Linked DNA regions of Mus musculus: region 1 is linked to region 2. The links are chromatin loops, found by intact Hi-C in ENCODE. Cell type or tissue: gastrocnemius. All regions are shown on one strand. Links, peaks and the distances in the headings refer to the core of each region. The heading gives the core; the rest is flanking DNA.

Region 1 (15,856 bases), core at 2,841-10,840, 70 kb before region 2:
GCTTTTTGCAGTTATCCTTCATAAGCTGTAAAACAGCCGTGTGTTCTTCTGTAAGCTTGGAACTTAACTGTTTAGATGTGAATTGTGACTCATAAGGGCTAGAATTCTGAATGCTTTCTCTTTAATAAATATCATTGTGAAAGAACATGTGATAGAGGTTTTTGAGATTGAATGCTAGTATCTGTTTTCTTGTTATATTTTGTAAATTTAGGAGAAGTTGGCTCTTCGACAGCAGCTGAATGAGGCAAAACAGCAGCTCCTCCAGCAGGCAGAGTATTGCACACAAATGGGAGCTGTCACCTGTACCCTCCTCTGGGGGGTTTCCAGCAGCGAGGAGGTCGTCAAAACCATTCTAGGAGGAGTAAGTTGTCTAGCACTGTTGAATGTGCCTGTGACTAGAAGAGGCAGTGTGTCTGCTGTGACATTGACTGTTGAGGCCTGCCATGCTGCAGACTTGCAAGTTCATTCACCAGATGGTGACCAGATGCCTGCTGTGTTCAGTGTGTCACCTGGTGCTCTGGGGATGTGTGAAATTAAGTACCATGTTCTGTCCCAGTAACCAAGAAGAGTTTTTGTATATTAACCACTTAATGTATGCATAGAGATCTAATGGCATTCATAGTGCTCATGTGTGTTTTACCTCATGGGTAAGACAGAAATTAAACAGGTTGTATTATTTGACATATTTATGTAACCTAGTATATTGTATTATATGTATGTATGTTAGGGATTTCCCATAAGGAGAAGAATTTGAAATTGTCCTTGATGAGTAGATAAGAATGGCAGAAGTGGTAAGGATACTTTAAGAAGCAGTCAAAACAACGGTATAGAGTGGCCCGAAGGGAATGGTAGCACAGACCTTTAATCCCAGCACCCAGGAGGAAGAGGCGGAGGATCTCTGAGTTTGAGACTAGTCTGCTCTACAGAGCAAGCCTAGGATAGCAGGGCTACATGGAGAAACTCTGTTTCAAAAAAACCAAACAAGACAAAAAAGGTAGGAGTGAGAAGTATGTCTTCCTTTTGGATAGAGGGGAGGGAGATCATATGACCTAGTGGAGGGCTCCTATCCTGAAGCAGCGGGCAAGTGCTTTGAATGAAGGAGTGATAGGACATGGATAAATATAGGAAATTAACATGATGATGAGCGAGTGAGGGTTAGGGGTGAGGCTGCAGCACTCTGCAGGGCAGATGGGGAGGGAGGAGGCATGTGGGAGCTGTGTGAGTAAACAGGTGTGGTGTCAGGGTGAGGTGACAGCTGAGGGAAGAAAGCACCAGCACACACTGGGTGCGTCTGATTCTGGGGGAAGGAATAGAAGTGGAGAGGAAGGTATCTGGCAGAAATCCAGAGATACATTAGTCACCTCTTAGAGGACACACACAGTGGTAGGTCTTAAGGGACCCCAAGGAAGGTCTTAAGTGTCCTTTAAACGTTTGTTGAGCTTTACTAAAGTGTAATATTCAGGACTGCATGAGACTTTGCCTTAAAAATAAAGATGATTTCCATGTTGTAGTTTTCCCACTGGACTTAAGTGGTTCGCTGAGTTCTTAGAAACCTTGCAGAGCTGGGAGCTCATCCCCACTCTCAGACTATCCTGCCACCCAAGGCGCTCCTTTGTGATGTTCTCGAAGGTTTGCTTTTCTGTTTTTGCATTCTAAAATGTGCCCTGGTTTTAAGTAAATCTTGACAGTTTTATACACACATACACACATATGCATGCACAGTGTATCTCAGTCACATAACCCACGTCCCCTTCAACTTCCTATGCCCACTTCCTTTTTTTATCTATATGTCACTAAGGCCATTAGTGCTGCCTGCGTATGGCTGGGTGTAGGGCCATCCACTAGAGCATGGGCCTACCAGTGCCCACAGTCCTGAAGAGCACCGACTCCAGCAGCCATAAATTGTCAGTCACTCCTCTGTGAGGCACAGTACCTCATAAGCCCATCTCTCCTCTGTCTCCGTGCACTGTGGACTGGCTTGCTTTGTGCAGGTAGCACAGCTGCCGGGAGTCACAAGTGCAGTGGTCCTGTCATGGCCAGGGAACAGCATTTGCAGCACTCCTTTTATCCTCCAAGTCCAGCATTCTTTCCATGCAGTCTTCTGTGATGTTCCCCGAGCCTGGGTGTATGGGGTTAATGCAGATGTCTCCTTAAGGGGTGAACACTCAAAAGTCACTTATTCTGCTGCTGTGGCCAGGTATGACTGTCAGCATCGACTGTGTCCCTTCCTGGTTGAATGGTGGCACAGGCTTCTCTATGATTGCTTCTGTAATTACACCCTGTTTCTCTTCTATATAGCTTGCCCGTTCTGGTGTTGTTACCCAGGATTCTTTGGAAAGATGTGACAGTTCTATCTTTTTTATCTTTCAGGACAAAGCATTGAAGTTTTTCAACATAACTGGCCAGACGATGGAGAGTTTTGTGAAGTCATTGGATGGGGATGTCAAGGAGGTTGATTCTGATGAAAATCAATTTGTCTTTGCACTGGCTGGAATTGTAACAAGTAGGTAACTTTTCAGATACAGCGCTGTATATCAGGGTTGGTAATTACAGGGGTGTGTGCGCGCGTGTGTGTCTGAAGGACAATGTTCACACTGGAGTCTATCTCAGTAAGCTGGGAGAGGTGTCAGGTGTATATAGTATAGGAAAGCACCCCAAGGGCTTATGGTCACTATCACTTAGAAGTAACTGATCTAAAGGAAACCCAGGTTTGTTTGGTTGCTATTTATTGTTTTGCTACCAAACTGATCTTCCAGTCTTGCACACAGCAAACACTCTCCCGGTTGCTTTTCATCTTTTTGAAGTTCTGGGAGTTTGAATAAAACCATGTGGCAGTGAATATCCCAGATAGGATGTGAAGCTGTAGCCTTCCATAATCAGCCTTCCACAGCAGCTGGGCTGGCTTGGTAAACATTCGCTCTTCTTTGTTGGGATTGGCTGACAGGGCCTTGAGCATCTGCGCCGGGTTGAGAATGCTTGTCCCATGTCTCTACCTGTAAGTCCCAGTCTCTTTCCTTAGGCACTTCACAGCCAGCCTTAGGTTTCTGATGTATTCAAGAAAAGCTGTGATGTTTTAGAAGACTCCTTCCCTTCCCTGGGGAAGAATGGAGCCGTTTTTTTTAAAGATTTATTTAATATTATATCTAAGTACACTGTATCTGTCTTCAAATGCACCAGAAGAGGGCATCAGATCTCATTATGGATGGTTGTGAGCCACCATGTGGTTGCTGGGATTTGAACTCAGGACCTTCGGAAGAGCAGTCGGTGCTCTTAACCACTGAGCCATCTCTCCAGCCCTACCACAGCAACTCTTATAAAAGAAAGCATGTAACTGGGGTTGGCTGTGTATGCATATGTTTAGGTAAACTGATACTAGTATCATTCTTTATGACCTTTCAGATATTTTTGCTGTTATTTCACCCCCTTTCTTCTCCCTCTCCATCTTTAATTACTTCCTCCCCCGCAACTGTTCTGCAACAGGCTGGGGTTCCTGCAGTGGAGGCGGCTCTGAGAGGTGGTGATCTTTCAGGAGGGCCATGCACAGCATATTCTCTCTTGGCGTTGTCATGCTGTGCAGAGGGGTATCCATGTACTGTAGGATGTTTATGATATTTCTACACTCTCTATTCTATGGGTATAGCAGACAAGGGTAACGAATGTCTGCAGAGGTTGTGGAGACAAAGTTATCCCGTGCCCCTGGTGCACAGTCTGACTTTTCATACACACAGATAGAAACTTCATGTTCTGGGGTTGGTTCCAAGAGGTGGCTTGCTGAATGGTGCTGTGAGATCACTGAAGGCTTGTTCGTTTCTTTATTCAATGGGTGTGACTCTGGTGTCTTTGATATAACTCAATCATGTAAGTTTTGGAAAAATTGGCACCCGTATACTCAGTTTCTTATATAAAACTCTCCTACTTGTCTTGCAGAGTTTTCTTGCTAACATTCTTCAGTTAGTGGAGCTGGCCCTATACAATGGATTGGAGTTTTTATTAGAAGCTTGTGTTTTTCTTTAGCTGGGACAGTGAGGCAGTCACATAGTCAGTATACTGTGAAGGATCAGGTATGGACTGTACACAGTAACACTGCACAGGGCTGCATGTGTCCTCAGTGGGTATGTGTATTTCAGTTTAAGACGTGGGAGTTGGCTTTGCAGATGAAGGCAGATCAGAGCTTCACCTTTATGGATGAGACTCTGGAAATCCAGATGTGCTGCTCTCTGTTCTGGGGAGAGTTTGGCTGCAGGAAGGTTGCAGAGAGGGCTGTCGTGGGGTTAGGTTAGGTACTTGTCTTAGTCACTGTTCTACTGCTGTGAAGAGACACCATGACTAAGGCAACTCTTAAAAAGAAAGCATTTAATTGGGGCTGGCTTACAGCTTTAGAGGATTAGTCCATTGCAGAGACCATGGCAACATGGATGGGGCTGGAGCAGTAGCAGAGAGCTACATCCTGATCCACAGGCAGAGGATGGGGGAGGGAGGAAAGAGAGAGGAAGGAAGGAAAAGAACCTCAAAGCCCACCCCTAGTGACACTTCCTCCAACAAAGCCACACCTCCTAATCCTATTAATCCTTCTGAAGTAGTGCCATTCCTGATGACTGAACATTCACATGTATGAGCCCACTGGGGCCATTCTTATTCACCCCACCACAGTACTACCATGACATGCAGATAAAGATTTTGTTTCTTGTTTGTGGGGACTCCACACCATCCACCGTTAGGATTTTCAGTAGATAATGCTGAAAGAGTTGCAAGAGCAACAAGTGCTCTGAACTACCAAGCCATCTCTGCAGCACCCACCGAGTGTGTCTATAATTCTCTATTATATGTATGTGTGCATGTGTGTGTTGCAGAGTGTGTGAGGAGATCAGAACAGAACTAACTACAGTTGATGGAGTCAGTACTGTAAGCAGATGAGATATTCCACTGACCTGTATCCCTCCCTAGGATAGATTTTGTTAGCCAAGGGGAGGCAGGCAGGCTGCTGCTGCCCCATCCCCTTCCATTTTAGCCTCCTTGGTTACTTACCTTCATCATTTTGCATCATGCCTCCTTCTTAGTCCTGACAGAAGACTCTATAGAGAGGTGCATTGTGTGCTGGACTTACTGATGAGTCCTTATAGCTCTGTGTGAATACTGGTAGGGTGGCCAGTCCTGGCTGTACCAGTCATGGGGCCAGTGACTGGTCTGGTTCCATGCTCACTTGCAGAGTCTGAGGGTATGAAAAGATGTGTTTACTGATCACAGTCAGGTAGAACGTTCAGGAGAATGTTGAGGTTCAGGTTTCATGTTCTACCTTTGATGCCGTATGATTCCCATTTCATGTCATAGTTAAAAGTCATTAGTCCATGCCTGATCCCCCAGCAAGACCAGTCGTCAGCTCCGCGTTCTTCTTGGACCAGGTAGCTATTGGTCTGGTTTTCTGGGGCATGGGGCTGCAGACACCCAGGTCCACGTGCTTCCTCCCACGGTTATGGCATGACTTCCTGATGTGTAGTTGCTCTGACCCTTGTCAGGTCCTCACTCAGTACCATGTGAACTCTGCAAGCAGCACTGTGGTTCAGTGCTTATTGGTTACTTGCTCTCCTTGGATCTGTAAAGAGAAAGTCAAGGAGTATACTTTCTAAGTAGGATTTTCCAGAATGTGAAGCACCCATGATTTCTTAGGAAAAAAAATCACCACCGTCACCATCAGCAGCAGCACTGTCCCCATCAGCACCGTGTGTGTGAGAGACAGCGGCAGAAATAGAGTGAAAGTGCAGGTATGTTGATGCCATGATGTGTGCGTGCATGTGTGGTGATACGCGCATGGAGCTGTTCCTCTTCGTCTGCCACTGTGTGCTCTGGGCTGCGCCTGCAATCGTGATGCTTTGTTCTGTCTTCTGCAGATGTTGCCGCCATTGCGTGTGGTCGTGAATTCTTGGTGAATTCCAGCCGGGTGCTCCTGGACACCATGTTGCAGCTGCTGGGGGACTTAAAGCCTGGCCAGTGCACCAAACTCAAAGTGTAAGTAGAGAACAGCTCAGTCTCTCAACTTGCACAGCGCTTGGAATGTGCTGATGGAGCATCCGTAAACAGTTGATCCAGCAGTTCTAACAAACCAGGAGGCAGGACTTAAGGAATGTAGTATCTCTTCAGATGATATTTTATCTAATTTTAATTGAGAGAGGGCTAATGTGTAGCACAAGCTGGCCTTGAACTCATGTTCCTCCTGCTTTAGCCTGCTGGCTGTTGGGTCAAATAGTATTTCAGAAAAAAACCCATAAATCAAGAAAAGGAATATTTACCCCTTAGTGAACCCTAAATATTTCAGGGCTGTGTTACTAGTGGCCCCAGGATGAGCTTCAGTAGGTGTGTGCTATGGGCAGTATAAACTTTAATCATTGTAACAAATCAGGCCAGACTTCCACTTACTATCTCAGTTTTGTTTGTAGGTCAGTGTCTGAGTTGGCTTGACCAGGTCCTCTGCTGGTTGCTGGGTGCTGGGTGCTGGGTGCTGGGTGCTGCGTGGTGCTCAGCTGGGTCCTTGGAGGAGGCTCTGAAGAATCTGCTTTCCTGTTGTAGTCTACCGGCTGAGTAGCAGGCCAGCTGAATCCTGTCCAGGGCTGACTGCTCTTCCTCACATGGCCCCACTGTCATGCCACAGTGCTTCTCAGAATTGGCATCTGTATTAGTTTCTTTTCTGGTTGCTGTGACACAAGCAGTTTAAAGAAGGAAGGCGTTGTTTATGCTCACACTTTAAGGGTGCGGTCAGTCCCTCGTCCAGGGAAGGCATTGTGGCAGGAGTGTGAGGCAGCTGGTCACATGGCTTCCATGCTCAGGAAACAGGGAAAATTCTGACACTCAGCTGGGTTTCTCCTTTTGAAAAGTATTTTTAACTCCTTCTTTATGTGTGTGCACGTGTGTGCTCCTCATGAATTTGTGTGCGCGGTATAGCATGCACATGGAGCTTAGAGGATGACTAATGGACATCAGTTCTCTCTGCTATGTGGGCTCCAAGAGTTCAACACAGACCAGTCAGTCTTTTTTATTTTATTTTGTTTTGTTTTTCGAGATAGGGTTTCTCTGTGTAGCCCTGGCTGTCCTGAAATTCACTCTGTAGACCAGGCTGGCCTTGAACTCAGAAATCTGCCTGCCTCTGCCTCCCAAGTGCTGGGATTAAAGGCGTGCGCCAGCATTGCCCAGCTTAGGCCAGTCAGTCTTGGTGGGAACTATTTACCTGTTATACCATCTCACCAGCCCACTCTATCCCCTTATTCAGTCCAGGACCCCAGACCATAGAGTGGTACCGCTTATATTCAGAGTGAGTCTTCCTTCCAAACCTTCTGGAAACACCCTCAGAGTTGCCTTTCCATGTTAATTCTAAATCCGGTTGAGCTGATCATGATTATCCATCACAGTGTGTATCACACTTGTTCTGTTGTTCCCAGCCAGAGAGACAGCTCTGCTCTCTGTGGGCTCATGTGTGTAGATTAGACATATTGGATAAACCTGTTTAATCAGCTCAGTGCCTGCTGATTAGTAACTGTGATTGCATCTGCAGAACCTCCTTTGCCATGTAATTTAACTTTATCAGAGTATGATGTATATATAGTCTTGGGGAATAGGACGGGAAGTCTTTTTTCCTTTTTGGGGGGACAGTGCTGGAAATGGAATCTAGTGCTTTTCACAGCAAACATTCCTGTGCTAACATATAGACCCATGGCAGAACGCTTTGGGGGTTATTAGTGTTCTTCCTGTGGTGTGTTTTTCCGACTGTATGCCTATGTATTACAGGTTTCTCTTACTTAGTTCAGGAGCCCCTTAAATCTCTGTGGCAGATACTTCCAGCCTCTGTGCCATCTTGGCCTTGGCGTCTCTTATATTTTCCCATGAAGTGAGATTTTCTTTTTCTCTTTGTATGCTGAATAATTTTGGATGCATCCTGGGCATTTGAGATATGTCAGAAGCCTCATGTTTAAAGCCTTTGGAAGATTCAACAGTGCATTGGATTTGAGCCACAAGTCACATGTTGTTTCAGTATCAGCCCCATGTCTGTAATGTTTCAACCTGCTGTTTCCCAGGCCAGTGGAACTGCCCTGTGTGTCTTCTGGTGCCACACAGGGGCTGGTTAGCGGCCCAGAGACTATGCTGTGTATGATGAGGTGAGACTGGGAATTTAGAAGTATCTCTCTGAGGTCCCTTCCTGAACTGCTGACTCTCCATAGTGCTCTTAGTGCTCTGGTGTTCCCCAGCTGGAATGCAGAGGCTTGGTGTGGTCTAGAGTATTACTGTGGCTGCTGCTTAACTGCCTGCAGCTACCAAGGTCCTTCAAGGTGGGGAAACATCCCCTTCTGCAGCATCTGAATTGCCTGAGGCTCCTACTATTACTGTGGCTACCAGAAGAATCCCCCTTTCTTCTACTCAGACAGAGAGAGCCTTCTGTGCAGTCTGAGTGCAGGCCAATGGGAGCTGGTGGTTTGGTCCTTCATGCTCTGCTTCCATTTCCTCAGCTCATGTGCTGCTCACCAATCATGGTCTCAGTAGCTGCTCCATGCATTGTGTTCAGTGGAGAGAGGATCCATGGTGATACCCTGTGTAAGCCACATAGCAGTCTGCACTAGTGTTTTATGCTGACATGTCTATGTGCATGAACAATGCATGCTGTAATGTGACATGTAGTTTTCTTTGTAATAGCATTAAAACTTGACTGTGGATCTTATCTGTTTCTTGGGGGATGGGGGGCGTGTCTCAAAAATTGCAGAATCCTAATGTTGAGATCACCTTTCTCTGCTTGAGGGGACATTTGGAATATTTTTAATTTCTCTACATATACACTGCTACAATGAACATTTGGTAAATATTTACTTGTGGAGCTGTGTGTTAGTTTCTGTAGGAGTTTCCCCAGAAGTGGGATTTTTGAGAAGTGGCACCCATGCAGATGTAAGATGCTGCTATTGTACTGTCTCCTACACCCTGTCAGCATTTTGTTATTTATTCCTATGGAGAGTATATGTGTCATCAGTCAGTTGGCCAGCCATTCACCCAGCTGCGTCCCTCCTCTGACTTGGAATACCAGTGAGGTGGCATGTTTTTTGCATGCTCATCCCATTAAGTCTTCTCTGTGAATCACCTGTCTGTATCCTTCTCTGTTTCCTGCTAAGCTGTTTCCACAGTGATGTGCTGGTGTCTGTGTGGGCTCTGGGTGTTGATTCATTGCCTTCTTTTCTTCTGTGGTCTCTATAAGTGTTCATGGACCAATTAATCTCTCCTTCAGCTTCCCAGCAAGCATTGTGTGAGGGCTGCTTCTTTGCTTCCCTTCTTTGGCCTCTATTCTTGTGGGTCTTAGTAAGCACATGTTGGTGGTAGTGATGGTGGACCTGCTGCAGAACCATCAGATTGACTTCCCTTCCCAGCAGCCTTCCAGGATTGTACACAGTCAGCTTCTATCTCCTCCACTGAAGTCCCTTTGCTGTTGACAGTAGTCTGAGTCCACTTAAATAGGGCCTTTGCTATGCTGTGCTGAGATTTTTGGCATGTCTGTGATTCACTTCTCTCCTGGGGCTTTTGCTCTTATCACTTTACCATCAAAGGATACTCACTTTCAGAGTTGTGCCTCAGGGCTAGAGATGGGTCCAGCTTTCTCCCAGCTGGTTTTTAACTGTAAAACTTTCTTTATGGTTCAGTTGTTATGGTGGTTTGAATGAGAATGGCCCCTTGTGCTTGAATGTGTGACCCTAGTTAGTGGAACTGTTTGGGAAGGATTAGGAGGTGTGGCCTCATCTGATGAAATGTGTCACTAGGGGTTGGTTTTGAGATTTTAAAAGTCTACAACTGTCCCAGGTAGCTGTCTCTTTGCCTTGAGTTTGAGTCAGATCACATCCTTCTATTCCACTTGCCACTCACTTTAACTATAGTCCTAGATAATGGTGGGCAGAAATCTTGTTACAGCCTGAGTGCTATGCCTTCAGGTTCCTTCCATCAAATAATTCCATTGATTTTGAATCCAGCCTCTCTCAAGCTCTCAGGACTGGAACAATACAACTAGAGTCTTTGCCAAAATGTAATGTGAGGGGCTTTGTTATGTTACTTTTTTTGGAGAGATGTGAACAAATGTCTGCTCCCCCAGACAGGGCGCTGATTAGCTTAGTGAACCTAAATGTTTTGGGTTGCTTACTGAAACATGGATGAGTCAAAGGCAGCTGCATACCTGAGTTCTGACGCCAGCATGGGTGATGACTCACAGGAGCTGTGTGTCTTCACTTCCCTGGACAACCTGGAGGCAGCGGGCTGATCCTCCAGCAGTTGCCAGTGCTGATGTAACCTTGGGGAGAGGCTCTCCTGAGTTTCAGGAACTTCCCAAGAGTGTGTTTGTTACTTCCTGAGTTTTTCTTCCCCTGCTGTCATGTGACACTAGTATTTCCATTTGACCCTTGATGGAATCAGGCAACCCAAAACTCTTGCTTCATATTAGACATGTGAAATTTTTTAGCCTTTTAAAGGTGATACTCAGTTGAAAAGCATGAGGGAGAAGCAACACACTCATTGGACACACTAAGGCTTTGGCCTAGTTGGTAGAAGACCTGCTTTTAGCACATAGGAGGCCTACCCTGTCACCATACAAATCAGGCATAGAGGCGCATGCCTGCACTTCACACTCTGGATATAGAGGTGGGGAATCAGAACAGAAGTTCAAGGTCACCCTCAGTTATATAGAGTTCAAGGCAGCATAGGCTATACAAGATTCTGTCTCAAAGCAAACAGATAATAAAAATAGCAGCCCTCACTCTGACTATTCCAGACTTGTTGTCTTTAGCCAATAAGAGCTTCCACGAGAAGGGTCTTAAAGCAATCCACATATGGCTGAAAGATATGTCTTCCAGAGAACGAGAAAGACATGATCCAATCACAGAGGTGGGCTGTCTCTTCATGACATGTAGATTCCAGGAATTTGGCTGTGAAGGCCCTGAGGCTCCACCAGGTCAGTACTTCCACTGATTTCCACCCAGGTGCTAACACTGAGGAGGATAAGAAAACAGTAACTTCATGGAGAAGGACTAGGTGGATCTGAAACTCTGAGATGTGTTTCTGCAGTTCACCATTTGTGACTAGAAATGGCCCTGCAGAGCCTGTCCTCCCTCCTACTTTCATCTGACCAACATGCAGTTTGTTCTGAAACCCATCTCATTGAAACACAGTATCTGCCACTTAGGTGCCATTCAGGGAGAGGATGTTCCCTTTGCCAGGATTGCAACCCAGTCCGTACCTGGGGTAGAACATTCAGCTGAGAACCAAGTGGTCACTTGGGAACAGGTCTTTCCAGGAGTCCTATTCCATGTCACCTGTCAGGGGTCTCTTCCCTACAGGTGTGGGGCACGTTAAACTCAGCTATCAGCTACCCTTTTCCATGACTTCTGTCTTAGTGTCTTAGTTAGGGTTTTACTGCTGTGAACAGACACCATGACCAACGCAAGTCTTATAAAAAAAAGCAACATTTAATTGGGGCTGGCTTACAGGTTCAGAGGTTCGTCCATTATCATCAAGGTGGGAGCATGGCAGTATCCAGGCAAGCATGGCACAGGTAGAGCTGAGAGTTCTATGTCTTCATCCAAAGGCTACTAGTGGAAGACTGACTTCCAGGCAACTAGGGTGAGAGTCTTAAGCCCACACCCACAGTGACACACCTATTCCAACCAGGTCACACCTCCAAATGGTGCCACTCCCTGGTCCAAGAATATACAAACCATAACATTCTACTCCCTGGCCCTCATAGACTTGTTCAAAAACATGAGCCTATGGGGGCCATACTTAAACATAGCGTAATGCAAAATGCATTTAGTCCAACTTTCAAAGTTCTCATAGTCTATAGCAGTCTCAACATGTTAAAAGTCCACAGTTCAAGGTCTTTTCTGAGATTCATCCAACTAATTAACTGTAATCCCCAAAGCAAGGTAGGAAACCAGCTGGGCAAAGTCCAAGTCCAAACTCTGCATCTCCATGGCTGATGTCAAAGCAGTCTTCAGATCTCCACTCCGTTTTCATCTTTGTTGACTGCAACAAACTGCTTTCTCCTGGGCTGGTTCCATTCCGTTAGCAGCTTTCCTCAGCATGTATCCCATGGCTCTGGCATCTTTAACATCTTTGAGTCTCCAAGGCAATTTCAATGTTACAGCTTCTTGTTTCCGTGTCTGGGATTCCACTTGATCTTTTGGACTCCTCCTAAGGGCTGGCATCACTTCTCCAGCTCTGCCCTCTGTAGCACTCTAAGCTCAGGTTGATCCACTCCACTATAGCTGCTGTTCTTGGTGATCATCCCATGATACTGACATCTCCAATACACTGGGGTGTTCCACTCCAACTAGGCTTCACCAATAGCCTATCATAGGCTCTCTTCATGGTGCCAAGCCTCAAATCCTTGCACAACCCCTTTAGTCCTGGCCCATCAACTACAGCTGAGGCTATACCTTCTCCAATGGCCTTCCATGACCTCTCACAGTGCCAAGCCTCAGCTGTTCTTCATGACACCTTCATGCCTTCAAAACCAGTACCACCTGGGTGATTCTTACACATTACCAAGTCCAGCTGCAGCATGAGGTACAACCTTGGCTATCTCTGGAACACAGCTTCTTTGTGCTTCCAGAAAACAGTTCCCAGAAGATTTCACCTCAGTGATGCTGGTCTCTTCCTAATCACTGCTAATTCCTTAGCTCCAGCTAACCAGCATCAATTGTCCCAGTAGTTCTTTCCATTCTTAATTCTAGAGCCAGAGCCACATGGCTGAAGCTGCCGAGTTCTGCTGCTTGCAGGAATTAGAACATGACCCCCTTGTACTATTACATTGTCACTGGATTTCTGTTTTCCAAATCCTTCTCTGCCTAAGCTTGGCTATCCTGGGTCTTGCTCTGTAGATTGGCATGCCTGTCTCCTGGGATTAAAAGTGTATAACACCATGCCTGGATCTAAATTTAGCTGGGTAGGATCTTGCTCCAAGATCCCACTTCCTTAATCTGTTATCTCCTAGAACACCGATTTTGCTCCATTTCAGTTCCTGGTACTCCTTTAATACTCGAACCATATATTTTATATTTTAACTTTCTAAGCTTGCTATGCTTGTTCAAACTTCTCTTCATAAGACTTAACCAGAACGCCTTTAATCCCAGAGCTCGGGAGGCAGAGGCAGGCGAATTTGAGTTCGAGGCCAGCCTGGTCTACAAAGTGAGTTCCAGGACAGCCAGGGCTACACAGAGAAACCCTGTCTCAAAAACAAAAACAAAAAAACAACAAAAAAAGACTTAACCAGAGAACAAAGTCTCCGCTGAGCTTTTTTGAAACTTCCTTTGTCAGTGCAATTAATCTGAGTCGCTTTACCTTAGCCTCAGGCAGACTTTTCAGTCAAGGGCAAAAAGTAGCCACATTCTTCACCGAACTACCACAAAAACAGACTTTATGCCACATTCTGAAATTCTTCTCCTTTGAAATCTCTTGGGTCAGGTCAACACAATTCAGATTACTCCCAGCAACAAAGTCTTCCATATTCCTATTAGGATGACCCATTAAGCCCCATTTAAAGCATTCCACTGCTTTCCAAATCCAAAGTCCCCAAATCCACATTCTTTCAAATAAAAGCATGGTCAGGCCTATCACAGCAATACCCCAGTCCCTGGTACCAACTATTGTCTTAGGGTTTTACTGCTGTGAACAGACACCATGACCAAGGCAAGTCTTATAAAAAAAGCAACATTCAATTGGGGCTGGCTTACAGGTTCAGAGGTTCAGTACATTATCATCAAAGTAGGAACATGGTAGCATCCAGGCAGGCAGGGTGCAGGAGGACCTGAGAGTTCTACATCTCCATCTGAAGGCTGCTTAGCAGAATACTGACTTCCAGGCAGCTAGGATGAAGGTCTTAAGCCCCCACACGCAGTGACACACCCATTCCAACAAGGCCACACCTCCTAACAGTGCCTCTCCCTGGGCCAAGCATATTCAAAGCTTCACAGCATCCCTAACGACCTTAGTTCTTTCCTTTAAGTTCCATCCTCTGGAAGTTTCACCACCTCCCAGTACTGCCACAGGCTGGCATCCAGTTTTACACATGGTCTCTGGGCAACATTGAGGGTCCAAACTATAGCAGCTGTTTTTGAGAAAAAAACTGATACTACAGTACCACGTGTGGATTTATAACCAGAGAGCTAGTGTTGGTCTGCTCTCTTTGTGTTACATAGTGATGAGTCTTAACATACAGGTAGTGGTTTAGAACCCCACCAGTCATAAGTCACAGTTTTAGGTTCTTACTTGACAGGGATGGGGGGCCCCAAATCTAAATAAAGATGTAAAATAGTTAATGACTAGGGCTGAGGCTGGCTCAGTGGTAGAGCATCTGGCTGCTAAGGATACACAAGGTCCTGGGATTGTCCCTGTGCAGTCGGAAAATATACCTCCTTGTTGTGTTCCCATTTAGAAATGAGCAGACCTCTAACTGTAGGCTTCTGTCAGGAATGAGCTGACCAGGACTAGGTATGTAGGGTAGTGGTGGAACATTGCCCACTGTGTGTAAGTGCTGGGTCCTATCTCCAGTACTCTGGCTAGAAGATTACACAGCTTAACCAGTTCGTTCTCAGCTTACATGCTGTCTTTGATGAGAAACTTGTTTCTGTGCCTTAAAATTGGTCAGTGATGCCAACTTGTCTGCTGGGTTCAGCTGGCTGAGGATGACTGGAGTCTAGAATCTGTGTCTGTTTGTGGTACCGGGTGTTCACTGTTGTTCCTTGATGGAGCAGGAAGGTGGTTCATGTCATCACTTTCACCTCAGGTGACTCACTTGCAGGTCTGACTGGTCAAGAGCAAGGGAGTGCTTTCTGTCCTGTCTCAGGCCTCCTCCGTTTCATTAAGCAGAATTACCTGGGTGGCTTTCCAAGCTCACCCCTCTCATTTAAAACAATTTTTCTTTTAAACCTCATGGTATATCAGAACACTTCTGTCACAGAAGATTTGTTTTAGTAAGGAATCCAGGTTGATAGCTAAGCACTTTAAGGGCATAAAGTTAACAGTAGACAGGTCTTGCAACATGTTTGTTTTCTGTCTTGCCTTTATTCCTTGTGTTCTTAATGTCAGCTGTGTTTATAACAGGATCAGGGGAACAGATATTGGGCCGCTTGACAATCAGAAACTTGATACATCATTCACAAACAGTTTTTGTTGGAATAGAAATGTCATATGGAGAAATCATTTGCACAAGAAGCAAGAGTATTCTGGGTTGGTGTAGTAACTCTTTCATGACCTAGAGGTCTCTGGCTTCTGTGACATGTACCCTGGCAGTGACCTGGGGCTCAGGTCTCTCAAAATTACCTTGGTTTCATTTTAGCTTCTTAAGGACAACTGATCTGGGGACAAATATGAAAATTCAAAGACAGTTATGATATATGAGTAAATTTTACCATTTTGAGGTTGCATGACAGTTAGTGCCAAATCGCCCGGACACTTTGCCCAGGTTTCTCTGAACCATATTCATCCTCATATGGTAGCATTGCCTTTTGAGGTCTAGAGAAGATTGGCTGGTTCATTATCATGCTATAAAACAGAAGGTGAAAGGTGTTTTGGGCTTGGTGGGTCACACTCTTGCTGTTACTCAGTCCTGCTCTTGTGACCTTCATAAAAGCAGCTATGGGGCATAGTTTAAGGCTTGTGATGGTGCGTTTAATGATCTGAAGTAGAGGCTTTCCCCTTCTGGAGACCCTGGGTAGAGACTCCAGGAAAGCCAGTCTCAGGACTGATGTCTCTAGGAGCACTACATTTGAGCAGCCCTAAGACCCACCACATAGTTTGTTAGAGTGCATCTTTGTAATCCTTGTGAAACTGCTAATAAAACTCAGATGGCTTG
Region 2 (15,856 bases), core at 5,191-13,190:
CTGCTGTTCATGCAGCCATGACACTACGTAGCTTCTGCTTAAAGATACTGGCAGAGGACAAAAGACAACATGCTGCCCTGTCACAAATAGGGAGATGTGCGGCAGGAGATGTCCATTTAAGTCAGCATACACCATCCCTTCTCTGGCAGGACAAGTTGCTGCAGGGCATTGAGCTTAGACATCCTGTGAGGGAGGAAGTGTCCCTTTGCAGTGGCAGCCTCGGCACACATGTTGAGCTGCTTCTCTGTGTGTGGTGTTGTAGAGTGAGTTCGTTTTCTTGTAAGAGGATGTGTGCTTTATGTTGAATGAAGAACTCAAGAGAAAGGCATGGCCGCTTGGGTCTGTGGAGCACTAACTCGGCAGAGCAAGGTAGAGGTAAAGCGCTTACGATTCATGGAGGGGAGCAGGCATGGGTCCACCATCTGTGCTGGGCGGCTCCCCGTGAAGGGTAAGTGAGTGCACATGGTGGCGTCATGGCACCCCTTCCTTCTGCTTGTTTAACATCCTAGCCAGGGGAGCTGCAGTGATCCGCTTGTGCTTCTCTAGGGTTGCTGAGCTTTCTCTACCAAAAAGGCCTCACCTAGTGTAGATAAGAATAAACCGCCAGCCACGTGGTGGTGGGACGCACCTTTATCTCAGCACTCGGGAGGCTGAGGCAAGCAGATCTTTGTGAGTTCCTGGACAGCAAGGGCTGCACAGAGAAACACTGTCTCAAACAACAAAACAAAACAAAACAAAACAAAACAAAACAAAACAAAACAAAACAAAAATGAGAAGGAGGAGGAGGAAGAAGGAAAGAAAAGCTGCAGTAGCAGCCCCTGCTGCCTACCCTAAGTATCCTGGGGGTGGCGGTTATTAGATGGCCATGAGCGCTTGATCATCCCTTCTGTTCTGAGCACATTCTAAGCAAGTATCTTTGGGCAGATTCTCCTACAATTGCTATGCACAGGTTTCCTTTGTGAGCAGTGTAGGGAGTACCAAAGGACCCAGGCCAGTGACCCTACTCTTCACTGCAAGTCCAATAGGAAATCATGGCCTCCTTAATTTTCTTCTGTATCTAGTAATTTAAAGAAAACCTACTCAGCTAAAAAAATAAAAATATAAATTGAGGTGTATACCTTGCAGGGATTGAACCCTTATGAATTTAAAAAGCAGAGATAAACCAGTAAAGCAACACAGACATGTACTTTCGAGTTTTTAAAACACTCTTCTTGTATTTGTAGAGCTAAGGAGCTTGTTCTTTGTCACCAAAAGCTTATGAGACGGTAGGAAGCCTGGCAGAAGAGCCATCCTGTGCCCATTCCTCCCCACTGAGCCTCTCTGGCTCTGGTGTTAGCACTGGCCTTGGAACCTGTGCTGTCAAGTCTGAGAGCTGATCTGGATCGTGCTCAGAGCCATGTGAAGTCTGGGGATGGACTTGGAGACCTGTCTCTTCTCTACACAGGCTGTGACTGGGAGAGGCCTGTTGTGCGGCAGCTCTGAGCCCAGAGCTGTGTAGCCCATACACCAGCAGTTAAAGCATGGAATCACAAGTCTGTGGCCAAGGAGGAGCGTGAAGAAGGTTGTAGGCTGCCTGCCACACCTGTCCTTCCAGATCTGCTGCGTGTGCTGCTGTGATGTCACACTAAGCAGAGAGGGCTGGCAGGCATCTCTGCAGACTTACAGATTTCCCAAGAAGTCACGACATTAACATTTGCTCTCTGTCTTCCCACAGCATAGCTGCTTCAAGTGTCCCAATAGGAGTTCTTTGACCGATTGATGACCCTGGGATAGCATAGGATGAGGTGTCAGACTCAGTATCCTATCGGAACAGTGTGTGAGCTCTGAAGAATGTGGGGATCCACTGAAAGGTCCTTGGATACTTTCCCAGTGCAGGCTGGGGTGGGAAGGACAGGAAACAATTACTACGTCCAGCTCCGCAAATGCTGTGACTACCACGTTGTTGTTGTCTCTGCTCCAAACATGCTCACATTTAGATTTATGTGCAGATTTACAGTAAGAAGTCAGTATGCGGTATACAATGAAAACTGTCCTTGCGGTTTTAAAAAAGTCACAAAATAAGATTAACATAACATCTCACCATTTTTAATGTAGAATTCAGCAGCATGTCCACCACCACTCTCTGTTTCTAGGACTTCATCTTCATCTCAGACACTAAGGCCCAGTAAATAACATCCCCTTCCCCAAGCTCTGTCTCCTAGGTTTTGGTGTGCCTGGACTGTTTTTGTGTCCGTGAACTTAGCTGGAACGTTTGCCCACTTGGTCTGGGTATTTCCTCTGTGTAACGCTGGGGTTTGTGTGTGTTGAGTATGTGTCAGAGCTTCCTTGTTTTAATGGCTGTACAGCCATGTTCACATGACCACAGTGCATTTCTGCATTTGTTGTCGAACATTTGGGTTCATTCCACCTTTTAGCTACTAGTGAACAAGCCTGCCAAGAACACAAGTGTGCAAAGGTCTGCTTGAGTCCCCACTTTTGATTCTTAGCAGTGAAATTGCTAGATCATGCGGTAACACTGTGTTTTAAGTCTTTTTGCTTGTATAAATAAGTGTGTGTGTGGTTGCACATGCATATGTTCAGGTGCCTATGTGTAAGTTTGGAGGCCTAAAATCGATGTCGGATGTCTTCCTTAGTTCCCGAGGTATATACTTAGGTGGGATCTCTCACCAGACCTGGAGTTTGATGATTCCAGCCAATCCAGCCAGCCAGCTTGCCCTAGGGACACTGTCTCTACCTGCTGGATAATAAGGATTACGGGGAACTGTCACACCCACCTGACTTTTACAGGGATCCTAAGGATCCAGGTTCTGGTCCTCACACTCTCATGGCAAAGTTTTATCCACTGAGCCAAACTGCTGACCACAGAAGCTGCACACAGTCTCTTCTCACCAACAGCAGTGCAAGAGTCTTCATCTACACACTCTTTGCTGTTTCTTTCTTACCAATTGACCATTCATGGTAGTAGCCGTGATGCAGGTCTCACTGTGGTCTTTTCTTCCCCAGCGCTGCATGCTGCCTATAGTGACCATTGCTGTGGCTGCCTTGGCAGCAGGTCTGTTGAGGCCCTTGAGATATTTTTGAATTGAACTATTGTTTTCTGTGGCAGAGCTGCAGGGTTTCCACATGTTCAGGATCCCTGATCAGACTGAGGGCTTGCCGGTGCTTGCCGCCATTTCGTAGGACATCTTCACTGCAGTGTCCTCTAACATGGAGGAGCTGTCCCTTTCCATCATGGCCAGCTTCTGTTTCTATCTACATCTTACTCTCAGCGTCTTTGAGATCACCAAATCTGCAGTCATGAGGGAAGCCCTCCCTTGCTTTCATGTGACTTTTATGGTCTTATCTCTTTGCTTTAGAGCTTTCATCCACTCTGAGGGTTTTGTTTTTGTTTTGAGATGAGAGTATCACTATATTGCCCAGTGTAACTTGGAGCTCCTGGACCTAAGCAGTCCTCCAATCTCAACATCTTGAGTAACCGAGGAAGCTGCCACCATGCCCAGCTCGTGCATATGGTATAAGGTAGAGGGCTGGGTGTGTGGATATCCAGTTTTCCAAATAGCGTGTTCAACTTTGTCGTTGTCATTTCAACACATCATAACAAATGTGATTTTCAGAGCTCAGAAAGTGGTGGTGTATATTTTGCCTTCTGGGTTTTAAACACTTTAGCTCCATGAGTAGCCCTTTTTATAAGGATTATAGACTGTGCCCAGAGGGGCTCCCTGACTTGCCTCTTGCTCCTCTCAGAGGTGAGCCTAATGTTCCCGGCACAGTGACTGACAGTTGGCAAAGTGACGCCTGCCCACATAGTCAGCATGGCTTTTCATTGAAGGCATTTTTATAGCTCCAGCTTCATGCAGAATACTTCTGTGACTGTCCACGAAGAAGATTCCAGGCAGCAAGAGGAGGCAGGAGGCCAGAGAGTACTCGTGGAGGGCCTGCAGAGGGAGGGTGAGCTACAGTGCAGCTGACCCTGTGGTGGATGCTGTAAAAGAGCTGGCTGTGGGAAGGCGGGGTGGGGAGACCTTGGATTTACACTTGAATATAAGAAGATTAAGGATTTAAGCATTAAATGGGCTCTCTCTCTCTCTCTCTCTCTCTCTCTCTCTCTTTTTCCTCTCTCTCTCTGATAGTGATGCCCTTTCCTACTTGCTGTGAGCTGATGTCCACAAATCCCTCCCAGGATAAAGGCCTCTTCTTCCTTGGTACCCAGGGAGCCAGGGCGCTGATGAATGAAGCTGGACTAGGCAGTGAGGGCAGCCCCAAGAGGGTGCAGGGAGGGTGGGAAGGCTTAAGCCAGCCTGGGCCTGGTGCCTTTTCTTTCCAAGGTGAATCACAGTCACGTGATAGCATTCTCCAAGGAGCAGGTATCACAGGTAAAGGCCACATGCTTCTGAGCAGCCAAGGCCGTGAGTTGTGATACACTAGACATTTCTCTCTTCTCCCTCACATATTCCCCTTGCATTTGATGGGCCTGTGAGGCCAGGAGACGGGTTTAAAGCCCTGTGTATTCTTGAGACCAGCCCTGTGTTACCAGTGTGACTGTGTTTTGGCTGTAGACCAAGTGTACGTGCTCAGACACTCTGTCAGTTCTGTAGAAGTGGTGGCAAGTTATCATTGTCCTGCAGGACTGACCTAAAGTCCCTACCTCACAAGATTCCAGCCAGCTGCCACTTATATTACCAGCAACTCACTGACCACCAGGGCCCTGAACCCAGGCTGGCCTCAAGTGGAGCACCATCCCTCCTGCTGTCTCGGTTCCTGGCTTCCTTGCCTCCTAAAGCCTCCCTTTTTATCTAGTGTTCTGGAAAGAATCCCATTTCTGGGGGTTGCCAGGAAAAAGCTTTATTCAGGTTATACTAGAATCTCAATGGAAACAAATAAACCCTGGGCCTAGGCCTAGGGTTCAGGCTTTGGGGTAAGAGTGGTGTCCGAGGTTCATGCACCTGCCAGCTGGCTAGCTCCAGGGCCCTGTCTATCCTGTTGACGTCATTAGCACAGGAGACTCCCAGCAAGGAACAAAGCTGCCTGTACTCTTGGGCTCTTGATCCTATCATCTTGTCTCAGGAAACCCTTGACTAAGGTCCAGGCAGGTGAAAAGCCTTCCTGTTTGTCACATACAACTCGGGGCCAAGCAGTCCCCTTTGGCATTAATTCCTGCCCTAGAGGGCATACTGCATCCAGTGTCGCTTGCATAAGCCATGCTGCAGTTTCTCTTTCCCAAAATGTGTTATGGGTACCTTCCTTAGCACATAGTTCATTATTTCCCAGTCCTCCAGAACATTCTGGCCTGGGCCATGCCCTCCTCAGCCTGTGGAGATGTAGCTTTCACTTCAGAAGAGGCAAGAGCTTTGGTGCTGGGAGAGCGCCGTGTCCTTCCCAGGGACTGCTGTGCAGACTTGGGAGACGCTGTCTCCTCTCTGAGTGTTTGTGGCTGGGACTGAACTCTGACCTTATCGAGAACAGGCAATGCTGGGCCATAGGTGCCCAGTTCCTGCCACATGAAGTGGCCTCACCACCAAGGAAGACAAGAAAGGCAGGCGGGCAGCATTTATGCTTTGGGGTGACCAGGGTTAAGGAATGTGGGCACCAAGAACAACCAGCAAGTGTTGAGCTTACCTCTCAGTTCCTTATAAATGTGCACGTGCTATGCTTTAGGATATCACTGAGCCTAGCCGCCATACCACCCTTCAAATAGCATGCCTTGTGGAAAAGCAGAACATTTCCTGAGACCCCAGACCTCTCCGTCCATAGCCACTGGCTCCTGCACCACAGCTGGCCAAGTGCCCCCCAAAAGAAATATCCCAAGACATCCTCCAAGAGGCATCCCCAGGATATGGCATGCTCTCTCATGGTCTCACAGAGGTCTGCTCTCATTACCTGAGTTGTGAGTGACAACATGGGAGGCACGGCCTTCTCAGGGTGTGAGGGTACGCAGTCCTCAGCAGCCTCACGCCATGCCGGTGGTGTCTGGAGGCTTTATCTGGAGTAGATTTGTGAAAATGGGTTGTAGGTATATGTCATCTCATACAATAGGAGAGCCCCACCCCAACCCCGGCCAACACCAGTTGGCCAGTGCCTCCAGTTCCCTCAGGCCTCTCACGTTCTAAGCGGGACAGGTTTTTGTACTAAGAAAATCGGGTAGCTCTCAGAACATCAGAACTGAGAAGGCAGTGTAGTGTGCACACCAGCTATCCCTCGTCACCTTGGAAAGCCGTGGTTTTGCCCATCAGTTTCCCCCGACTCGCACTGTTTAGGTATCTGCTGAAAATCTACCGGTATGTTGTTGGCATAGCAAACACAAAGGTGGGAGCAGGCCTCCAGCCAAGGACAACACAGTGAAGGAATGTGGTCCGCCTCGCTGCCCAGCCATGGATCAGGTCACTGCCCCAGATCTGGCCTGTGGACATATCTGAGAGTTCACTTGGCTCCCCGAGGTATTGCAGCATCTCCTGGGGTATTTCCAAGGGTACCTCTGTCATCTACCCTCAGTCCCCAGAGAGTACAACTGGGAGAGTTCTGCAGACTCTGGCTAAGCAGTTCAGAGACTGTACTCCAGAACTCCCCTCCCTGGAACTGCAAGCATCTGTCTCTTAGGCAGTTACAGACACTCCTGGGTCTGCTCACTTTCTCCAGCCACTCCTGTGCCCAGGTGGGCTTGAAGCTCTCTGGAGCCTCTCCTAGTTATCTCCAATGGGACAGAGTAGAGGGAGGACACCCCCAACCCCTAGTCAGCAGCTTCCAAAAGGATGTCCATATTTGGTGCAGGCCCCGGAAGTTCCCTGAAGACAGAGCCTCTGCTGTCCATGGACATGGATGGCTGGAGACCTGACCTTTGAGACCGGCCTCCCTTTCTCTCTGGTTCTCTGGCCCACTCCCTCCCTGGGGTTTCCTAAGTTCAGCAGAGCTGCCTGTGCAGGAGTCTTGCTTGCCTCTGGCTTTTCTCTGGGAGAAGCCAGGTCATCTGAGAGAAAGTTGAGTTACATTCCTGCCTGATGCAGGTCAGGGTGTGTGTTCCTGGCCATCCAGCCCTCGCTATGTAATTTCTACCCGAGGCAGGATAGATCGTCCGTGAGTCAGTGAGTGAGAGTAAGGGGAATGCACGCAGTGCAGTGAACAGGTGTGTCAGTGAGCCAGCGCTCCAGCGGGCTAGACTGAAAACAGAGTGATTTAGAAAGTCGTGGCTCAGGCCCAGCGTGGTCACAGTGCTTCCCAAGAGCCTGGCATGTAGGCAGGCCAAGCTGGCTGGAGCACTGGGCTGGTCTCAGGCAAGCCTCCCCATGTGGATGGCAAATCCAAGGAGTGATTGTAATTGGGGAGGAAGCTGAAGGTTCGAGACCAAGTTCTAGAAAGACTGGGCTGGGGTTTGCATCACACCCACACGGTCCTTGTCATCATCAGATGATGCATTAAGGGTTCACCACGTACAGAGATGGGGGTCACAGGGAAAGGGCCTACAAGCTAGGTCATGCTGTGTGATGTCTTGATTTGTATTCTGAGAAATAAATAGATTTATTATTATCAGAGAATATTATTATCTATTATTATCAGAGAATATTATTATCTGATAATATTATTATCAGAGAATGGGGTGGGTGGGGAAAGAACATCCTGGGAAGAAATGGGGTGTGTTCCCTCATGGTGTCACAGGGCCAGTCTAGTGGTTTCTGTTTCTTCTAACCAGATTGACTTGGCCATCCAGGGTCTGAGTACCGAGCCTACCAGGTGTTGCTGAACGGAAGGCATGCGGGTAGAGGCCAGAAGACAGCCCTGGGTGGGAGTCCTCTCTTTCCAGTTTGTTTGAGACTGGTTCTCTTACATTTCTGCTCCTGTACTATGTACACCAGGCTCCCTAGCCTGCAGGCATCTGGGGATTGTCCCATTTCTGCCTCCCATCCCTCCATGAAAGTATTGGGAGTTATTAGATGCAGCCTACTATGCCCAACTTTTTGTTGGTCGAGGGACTCCAGCTCAGGCCCTCACACTTGGTGGCAAATGCTTTACCCACAGAGCCGTCTCCCCAGCCTCTCTCTCCCTTCTATAGTGTCAGATAGATTTTGTGTTCTGGGAAGACAGACAGCTTGTGGAGATTGAATTTTTCGGACTCCATCATCCATGGAACCCACCCTTCCATCCGATGTAGAGGATTTATCCTGTGAAAGGACACGTGTGCATTGACATGTGTAGATTGGAATTCACAGGGAGACTCTTTCACTGGAAAGAGTGCTTCCCCGGGAACCTGCTCTTCATACACACTGAGGCATGATCTGAAGTGAGGGCTCTATAGGCACACGCTTGTGGCAAAGGGACCCCAAGTCACTCATCCTGTGGCCCTGTGACTTCCTGTGGCCAGTGGAAGTGGCTCAGAGACAAAATACCCACTCCACTTCCTGATCTGTATCACTGTGGCTTCCACCATTTGGTGGCAGTGTTGGGAGCCCTGAACCCCAGGTGGCCTTTCCAGTTTAGCCTGCTCCTTGGTATGTCGTCCCTCTGGAAGACCTCTTAAGCACACTGTCTGCCCTTTCCTGTCCTCTGCTCACTGGCTTTAGATCCCTCTCCGGCCAGCCAGATATCAGTGTTGTCTAGCAATGCTAGGTCCTGGAGTAGCATAGTCCTGTCTCTCTGGGCTGCTCCAAGCAGCTGGACTGCAGCTGGGGGCTGCTGCTGCTGCTGGAACCCAGACTGTGACCCAGCACATGCGCTTTGTCACTCTCACTTCTTTCCTTCCACACAGCAGCATCTCTCCACCTCCCTAGCAGCCCTCCACTGGGCCTTGATGTAAGCAGGCACTCTGGATGAAGGTCTCTTCCCCGAGCCCTGGCGCCTGTCTTTCCTGTTTCCTCCCTATCCCCGTCTCTCCAAGTGTTCTTCCTCTCACACTAACCTGCCATCTCCCTGTGCTTTGTGGACTGTCTTCCATCTTTGGGTATCCCAGTATAGACACTGTCTCCTCAGGCTCACATCTAAGTAAAAAGCCCCCTCAAGCGGAGTCTTTTTCTAGCACCCTGGGACGCTAAGTGGGGCTGGCTCATACCCTAGGCACTGGCCTCTGGCTAAGATTTCAGTCCATAATGGATAGGGCAGTTGGGGTCTGGGGAGCAAGGCAGAGGCAGAAACCTGGTGTAAGGGGCTGCCTCCTTCCTCAGAGAAGCCTGGGGGTGCTCAGGGCCCCTGTCACTTGAAGCTTGGCGATTGAACTAACTACTTGCCAGGTGCCTTCCAGAGGTACACCTCCCAGGTATCACATGGTTAGTTGCTCTCTTTTTGTTTTGTTTGTGATACCAAGGATCCAGTGAAGGGCCTTATGAGTGCTGGGCAAGTGCTCTACCATTGCAATGTATCTTCAGGCCATTTTATCCTTTGTGTTAAGACAGTGTCTTGCTGTGTTTGCTAGACTGACTTTGAACTAGCTGTATAGGTTAGTTAGACCTTGAACTCCTGCTTCAGCTTCCCAAGTCTGGTTCTGCTCCTTGTGGGACCAGTGCACTGTGCAGGATGGAGGGGTGGAGAAACCTTGAACTCAGAGCATTTTTTTAAATGGGGTAAGAAGGCACAGAGGGAGACCATGGCGAGGCCTCCCTTCTTCCTCCCTTACTTCCATGCTGTGCCCAAGCCATGATGTTTTCCTAGGATGGGCAAGCCATTTAAACAGTAAGTGCTTTGATGCCAGGCTGTTGAGCACTCAGCCTCTTGGGCGTCTGAAAGATTTACCACAGCAGTCAGCAGGATGGAAAGGAACTGTGTCCTCCGTCCTGCTCCTAGCCTGCACAGGCTCCCTCCCTGGCACTGGGATGCTTTTGGAGGTTCTGAGCTGTTGGCTGGGTGCCAGATGTGGCTAGGTACAGAAGGCAGTGCCCAGGTAACAGCTGTATTCTGAAAGTCCCTTCTGATTCCCAGGACCCCCAAGACCAGGGCTTCTCAACTGGAGGTTCTAGGTACAGCCCAAAGCCCTGCCCAGGAACTCCATCAAAAGAATGGCATTTACTCTTCATTAAAGAAACTGCATGGCTCGGCTGGTGTCAGGAGGTAGGGCAGGCAGCAAGCCCTGGTACTAGGGGCAATGCAGGGGTGTGAGAGGATGGCAGGGAGTACCCAACTTTGCAGTAAGGAGACCGGAGCCCCAGAGATGTAGGGAGACCATAGAATGTCTGCTAGAGGAGAGATCGAGTAGTATATTACAGCTCTATACAATGCCCTCAGGGTGTAGCTGACATGGGGCAAGGCTGCCTGATCTGACCAGATGTGCTGGGGCAAGGCCCTGACCACAGCAGCACACAGTTCACTGACTGTTCCCAGATGTGTGCTCTGTGTAGACAGGCCCTACTGTCCTTTACCCCAGCACAGCGTGATGAAGGGTTACAACTGGATGAGGCCACAGATGAGGCCAGGCTGCTGTATGTGATTCATGCTGCAGCTCTGGGGTTGTCTGTGTGCCCCTCAGGTGGTCTGGGCTCCTGTAGGGAGCCTGGACCTGTGCTCTTGGCTGCTGTTTTGTTGTGGCTCCCTGTGGATAGCACTTGCTCTTCCTGCCATGCTGCAGCATGGAGTTGCTCTAGAAGGTGAGTGGGAGCCTGGCCAGGCCACAGCTGCCACAGTGTCTGTCGGTTACCCAGGGTGCTGATGCAGCTGCTGCCCAGGGCTTCCATGGCGTCTGTCCTGAGTGTCTGTGGGCCTGCTGGTCACATCCCTAAGGATAGGCTGGCGCTTTACCTCTAGGCAGCTCTAACCTCCCAGAGCTCTCTCAGGCCTCTCCTTAGGGCCATATATCTTGCTGACTGAGCCAGCCAGCCCTGACCCAGCATTTTCTGCCCTTCCTGCTATACTGTGTCCTCTGAGTATTCCCAGCTAATGTGGCCTAGCTCAGATATGGTTCATTTGAGGAGAGCACCTTAGGACCCCTCTATTTTTTAAAGAGGTCAGGGTCCTGGATTCTAGGTGTCATGGGGCAAGAGGGTCCCTCAGAGTTCCACTTGAAGCCTCTCATGATAAAAATATTCCGTAAGTACATTCTGCTAGTAAAGGGGTTGAGGGTGGCCTGTGTGTTACCCACCTACAGGGCCTCTCAGGACTTATAAGAGCTGCAGGGAAAGGGTCACTAGAACCCAGAGCTTGTTGATGAAGACAGCAGGTTTAGCAAAAATCATTACAAGAAGCTGGGGCATCACGGAGGATGACTACGAGCCAGCCTGCACTTCATAGTGGTTTCCAGACCAGTCTAAACTATAGAATGAGGTCCCATCTCAGGAAGTTGCCACCTCCATCACCTAAGTTTTGGGGATCATTGTGGAAGAGAAGGCAGGAAGAGCACACCAGTTGGTTATCCCATACCAAATGGTCAGCCCTGAAAGCATGCATATGAGTAAAATTATTCAGACTGAACAGGTCGCTCTTATGTATTTAGGAACCCACACAGTATACAGGAGGGCATAGAAGGAGGAAAGGGAAGTGGAAAATGATGTAATTATGTTATAGTTTCAAAAAGAAAGAGAAATAAATTTTAAACATTCACACAGAGGGATGGAGAGGCTCAGTTGGAAAGCACCTGCTACTTTTCCAGAATTTGGTTTTCAGCATTCATGTGGGAAGTTCCACTTGTCACCTTAGCTCCAAAGGATCCCACATCCCTTTCTGGCCTCCAGAAGCACCTGTGCTGACATGTGCACATACCAGAATGAAGAGTGAGTTCTGGCTGGAACCTGTCCGCTGGGCCTCTGACCTTGACATCAAGCCCCACCTCTGTGTGTTGGAGGCCCATTGTTCTCTGTCCTCAAAGCAGCCCACATGCTGCTGTGACTGCCACATAGAGATGAGAGCTGTTGCTGGGCCTGCATGACCTGGGCTGCTGCTGGTGGTAGCAAGACCACTAGCTTGCTTGGGGGTAGGGGAGGTGCCTTATCCCTCCTCCCCCTCCCCTGTACCAAGACTGTGAGTCTGTCTTCTTGGATTCTCTGCAGCCTAGGATGTGCAAGGTCATCTCAGCTATGGTGGGTGTTACCCTTGCTTATGTTGGGTTTTGATTTTGGTAAAATGTATACAAAACATACAATCAGTCATTTCTAAGGACACAACTTAAGATGTCGAGCACGTTCACGCCATGGAGCAGCTGTCAACCCATATGTCTCTAGATGCTTTCTGCAATATAAAATTAAAACTCTGGCTCGGTTGAGCAGTAGCTGCCCTCTCTTCATGTTTGCTGTGAAAGCAGGTGAAATCTGGGTGTGGCTTACCTGCTAACTAGGAAGGCCAAAGATGGAAGCAAACAGCAGTCTGTCATAGTTAGCGTTTCTATGGCTGTGATAAAACACCACAACCAAAAAGAGGGATGGGTTTATGTTTAAATGCTTAGGTCACACTCCATCACTGAAGAAAGTCAAGCAGGAACTGAAGCAGAGAACTTGGAGGGGTGCTGCTTACTGGCTTGCTCCTCATGGCTTGCTTAGCCTGCTTTCTTTTTTGTTTGTTTTTGTTTTTTTGGGTTTTTTTTCGAGACAGGGTTTCTCTGTGTAGCTCTGGCTGTCCTGGAACTCACTCTGTAGACCAGGCTGTCCTCAAACTCAGAAATTCACCTGCCTCTGCCTTCCAAGTGCTGGGATTAAAGGCGTGTGCCACCACTGCCCAGCCCTCAGCCTGCTTTCTTATAGAAAGAACCCAGGACCACCAGCCCAGGGATGGCCCTGCCCACAATGGGCTGGACCCTTCCCCATCAATCATTACTCAAGACTCTACCCCACAAAATTGCCTACAGGCTGATCTTCTTATGAAGACATTTTCTTTTTTTCCCCCGGATGTGCTAAGTTTGTATCATGTTGACAAAATCTAACCAGCACAGTGCTAAAGCCGGAAGCTGGGCACACAAGAACCTTTGCTATTACAAGGAAATTGAGCAGGTGACCTAGGCCAACCCATAGAGATAGCTTTGGCTTCCTAGAATGCTTCTGGTACTTTCTCCTAGGACTCAGATGGGCACCACAGGAGCCTTTATAATTCTCCACAGAAACATAAAACTGAGCTTATAGCTAGGACCAGAAGACATCAAACAAACAAACAAATAAAAAAATAAAGTGTGCTGACACCAGCACAGCAGAGGTCATTCCTCAAGGTGACACTTTCTAAAGTAGATGCTGAGTAAGGGCCCAGATTTGGGGACATTGCCCACAGGCAGGGCCCACGAAGGCACAAACTGTGTTTCCTCACTCCAGCTTGTTGCTGGCAGCTGGGGGTTCCTAAGGCCACCTCAAAGGCTTCCAAGACACAGCCCTCCTTTCAGGGGAGGAAACAGCACCTTCCTGCAGCTGCCTACCCCAAACAACAAAGACCCAACAATGGCCTGAACTTACAGGTCTTGCTCTGGGGCAGCAGCCTTGGTCCTCAGCTTCTGTCCCTCATCTGCCTACCCAAATCAGTGTTGGAGGCTGAAGCATATTCTTCTGTCTCCCAGGGGCAGCCAGGGTGACTCTCCAAGGGCCAGCTAACCTCTAAGGCACGGAGAGCTCTCAGGGTCAGAGCTCAGCCCCACCCACTCCTGACAGGCCAGTGAAGGGTCACAAGGACTTCATGGGACACCCACACCTACATGGTCCCTCAGTGGACAGTGCTGCTAGTTGCCTGAGTCCCAGCCCATGAATTTGGTAGAGAAGCATGCTTTGTGGCAGTTTCCATGCCTGGGGGCTGGGCCGAGCTGATGGAGACAGGGCCTTCTGGCTGGAACCTGGGAACAGGAGAGTCTGCCCCTGGGGTGGGGGGAGACCCCGGGGAGTTTTCACCTGTCAGGGTTGAATTTGAAACTTTAGGAAGGCACTTGCCAATGCTCAGACATGGCCCACAAGGAATAAACAGGCCCCCTGTGCAGCTAGTAGGCAGTGCCAGACACCTTTTGCCCAAGTTCTTTGCCTCTAGTAGTTTTTGGGTCCAAGGGTAGGATGCCGGGAACCTGGTTTTCCAGTCTGTCAGAGAGCAAGAACCAGGAAGAAAGACGTGTGTCTCTTCCCATTGGTTGGGAAAATCAGTTTGTAGCAGGGTAAGCTTGCAGTCTGCCCTGAGGCTCAGGCCACTTCCAAGATCCCTTCTCTATCTGAGTTCCTGCGGCTCGGGAACAATGACGGGAGGCCCTCAGTTCTCTAGGGAGGTTTTGCCAGGAATCCTGTGTCCAGGAAACACAGATCCATGCCAGAAGTAAAGCGGGGAGCAGCCTGGACTGCTCTACTGGGGCTGCCTGTGACCTTACGGAACAGAAGCTGGCAGCCTGCGGAGCTGACTGCCTGGCTAAGTCCTGTGCCTCCCTTACCCCAGGGAACCACTGCCTGGAGGTGCTTTCCTCGGCCCTCAGGATAGTGAGCAGGGTTCCTGGAACTAGCCCAGGGAGAACCATCCATCCAGGGCCTGGGGCTGTGGGTGGAGGGCCCTGTTGGTCCCCAGGAGAGATACTCAGCCTTCCAGAAAATCCCAGTCATCAAGGTTTGGTGAAACCCTGACCTCAAAAGGAAAGATTGAATTCAGGCTCTGGCAGGAGGGAGGAAGTATTCCCAATTTGGGCTTGCCAGTCAGAATCAACTACACAGATCAATCCACTCACAGGAAAAGCATGTGTGTGGGACCAGCTGGGCTGTGCAGATAGAGTCCTGTCTCCCTCCAAGCTTTGATCCCAGGCTGTGAGGTGAGACAGTCTCTGAGTCTCTGGGTCTCTGCGTCTTTCCTCCTAAGGTTCCTATATAGAGGGGATAGGAGGCTGGGTCCCTGCCCAACAGAGTGCCCTGTCTGGTGTCCCAGTGTCCACATGGGCTGTCAGGCAAGAGAGCCTCTAAGTGGATAACCAGGAGCCTTTTCCTTACGACGCTGCTGGTTCCTCTGTCCCCTGGTGGATGCTGCTCTGTGGTCAGTGTCGGAGAGGCTAGACTAGTAAGGCCTGGCCAAGGGACATTATCATCTACAGGTTTTAAGACTGAGGCAGAAAGCCGGGCGTGGTGGCGTACGCCTCTAATCCCAGCACTCCGGAGGCAGAGGCAAGCAGATTTCTGAGTTCGAGGCCAGCCTGGTCTCCAAAGTGAGTTCCAGGACAGCCAGGGCTACACAGAGAAACCCTGTCTCAAAAAACCTAAAAACCAAACCAAAACAAAAAGAGACTGAGGCAGAAAAAGAACTGGACCAGGAGGAAGGGCCAGGGAAAAATATCCATGCAAAACATGGGTCACCTCTGAAGGAGAGGTGGGCTAAGGAGTCCCAGAAACAGGGGACTCCAGACCTGTGGAGACCAAAGAAGCTGGCCCCGAAGTGCCTGTACTTCAAGGAGAACCTCCATGTGGGCAGCTGTGACAGGTGTCTGGCTTTCCTAGCTGCCTCTCACCCTTAAATAGGCACCCATGCAAACACAAGGGACAGAGTGAGACAGGCAAAGTCCGAATGGGACAGAGCCAGCAACTGAATGAGTCGCTCAGTAATACACTACTGCCAGGTGAGAGCTAAGGCAGGAATGGGGACAGGCTAGAGATGGCACCCACAAAGGCCTCAAGTTCCTGGAAGGCCAGGGGCCTTGGGGGACTGTGCCAAACTGGCAGGGTAGGAGGGTTCAGGCTCCCTTGTGGGGTTGCTGTCCCCATTGCTTAATTATCAAGTGGTCAGCAGCAGGCGGGGTCGGTGACCTCCCATGCTAGTCTGGTGTGGCCTGATCCCCCAACCAAGGCATGTGATTGGCAAATGACTGATGATGGCCTTAGTCCGTGACCAATGGTAGGCAGAGGCGGTCTCTCTAGTTCTCCAACTAGGAACTGTTCCAGGAACACAGACGCCGCCCCTCTCTACTTCTAGGCATGGGAAGGGATTGGACTGGGCTATCTGCTTGCTGACCAGGGTCTCAGAGATC

What was found. Hi-C counts contacts between places; a loop is a spot of excess contacts. Peaks named below come from ENCODE experiments on the same cell type or tissue, not always from the same donor. Only the 100,000 strongest peaks of a DNase experiment are listed, where the experiment ranks them.
Region 1: a loop joins it to region 2, with 2.2 times the contacts of the local background. A loop is called at or near these places in 5 of 42 quality-filtered maps.

Annotation. Positions count from the first base shown.
Region 1 is chr17:31,997,823-32,013,678 of GRCm38, reverse strand. It overlaps Hsf2bp (heat shock transcription factor 2 binding protein), which reads left to right. Exons shown (of 8, transcript NM_028902.1): 4 at 212-361; 5 at 2,371-2,503; 6 at 5,886-6,003. Among named protein-coding and RNA genes, the nearest start is that of Hsf2bp, 29 kb to the left of the region's middle. In gastrocnemius, for the core only: no CTCF peak of the experiment used is centred there; no DNase peak of the experiment used is centred there; H3K27ac peaks cover 1,273 bases.
Region 2 is chr17:31,930,026-31,945,881 of GRCm38, reverse strand. Hsf2bp (heat shock transcription factor 2 binding protein) reads left to right here. Exons shown (of 8, transcript NM_028902.1): 8 at 1-1,113. Among named protein-coding and RNA genes, the nearest start is that of Gm30571, 25 kb to the right of the region's middle. In gastrocnemius, for the core only: a CTCF peak has its summit at 8,403; no DNase peak of the experiment used is centred there; H3K27ac peaks cover 6,141 bases.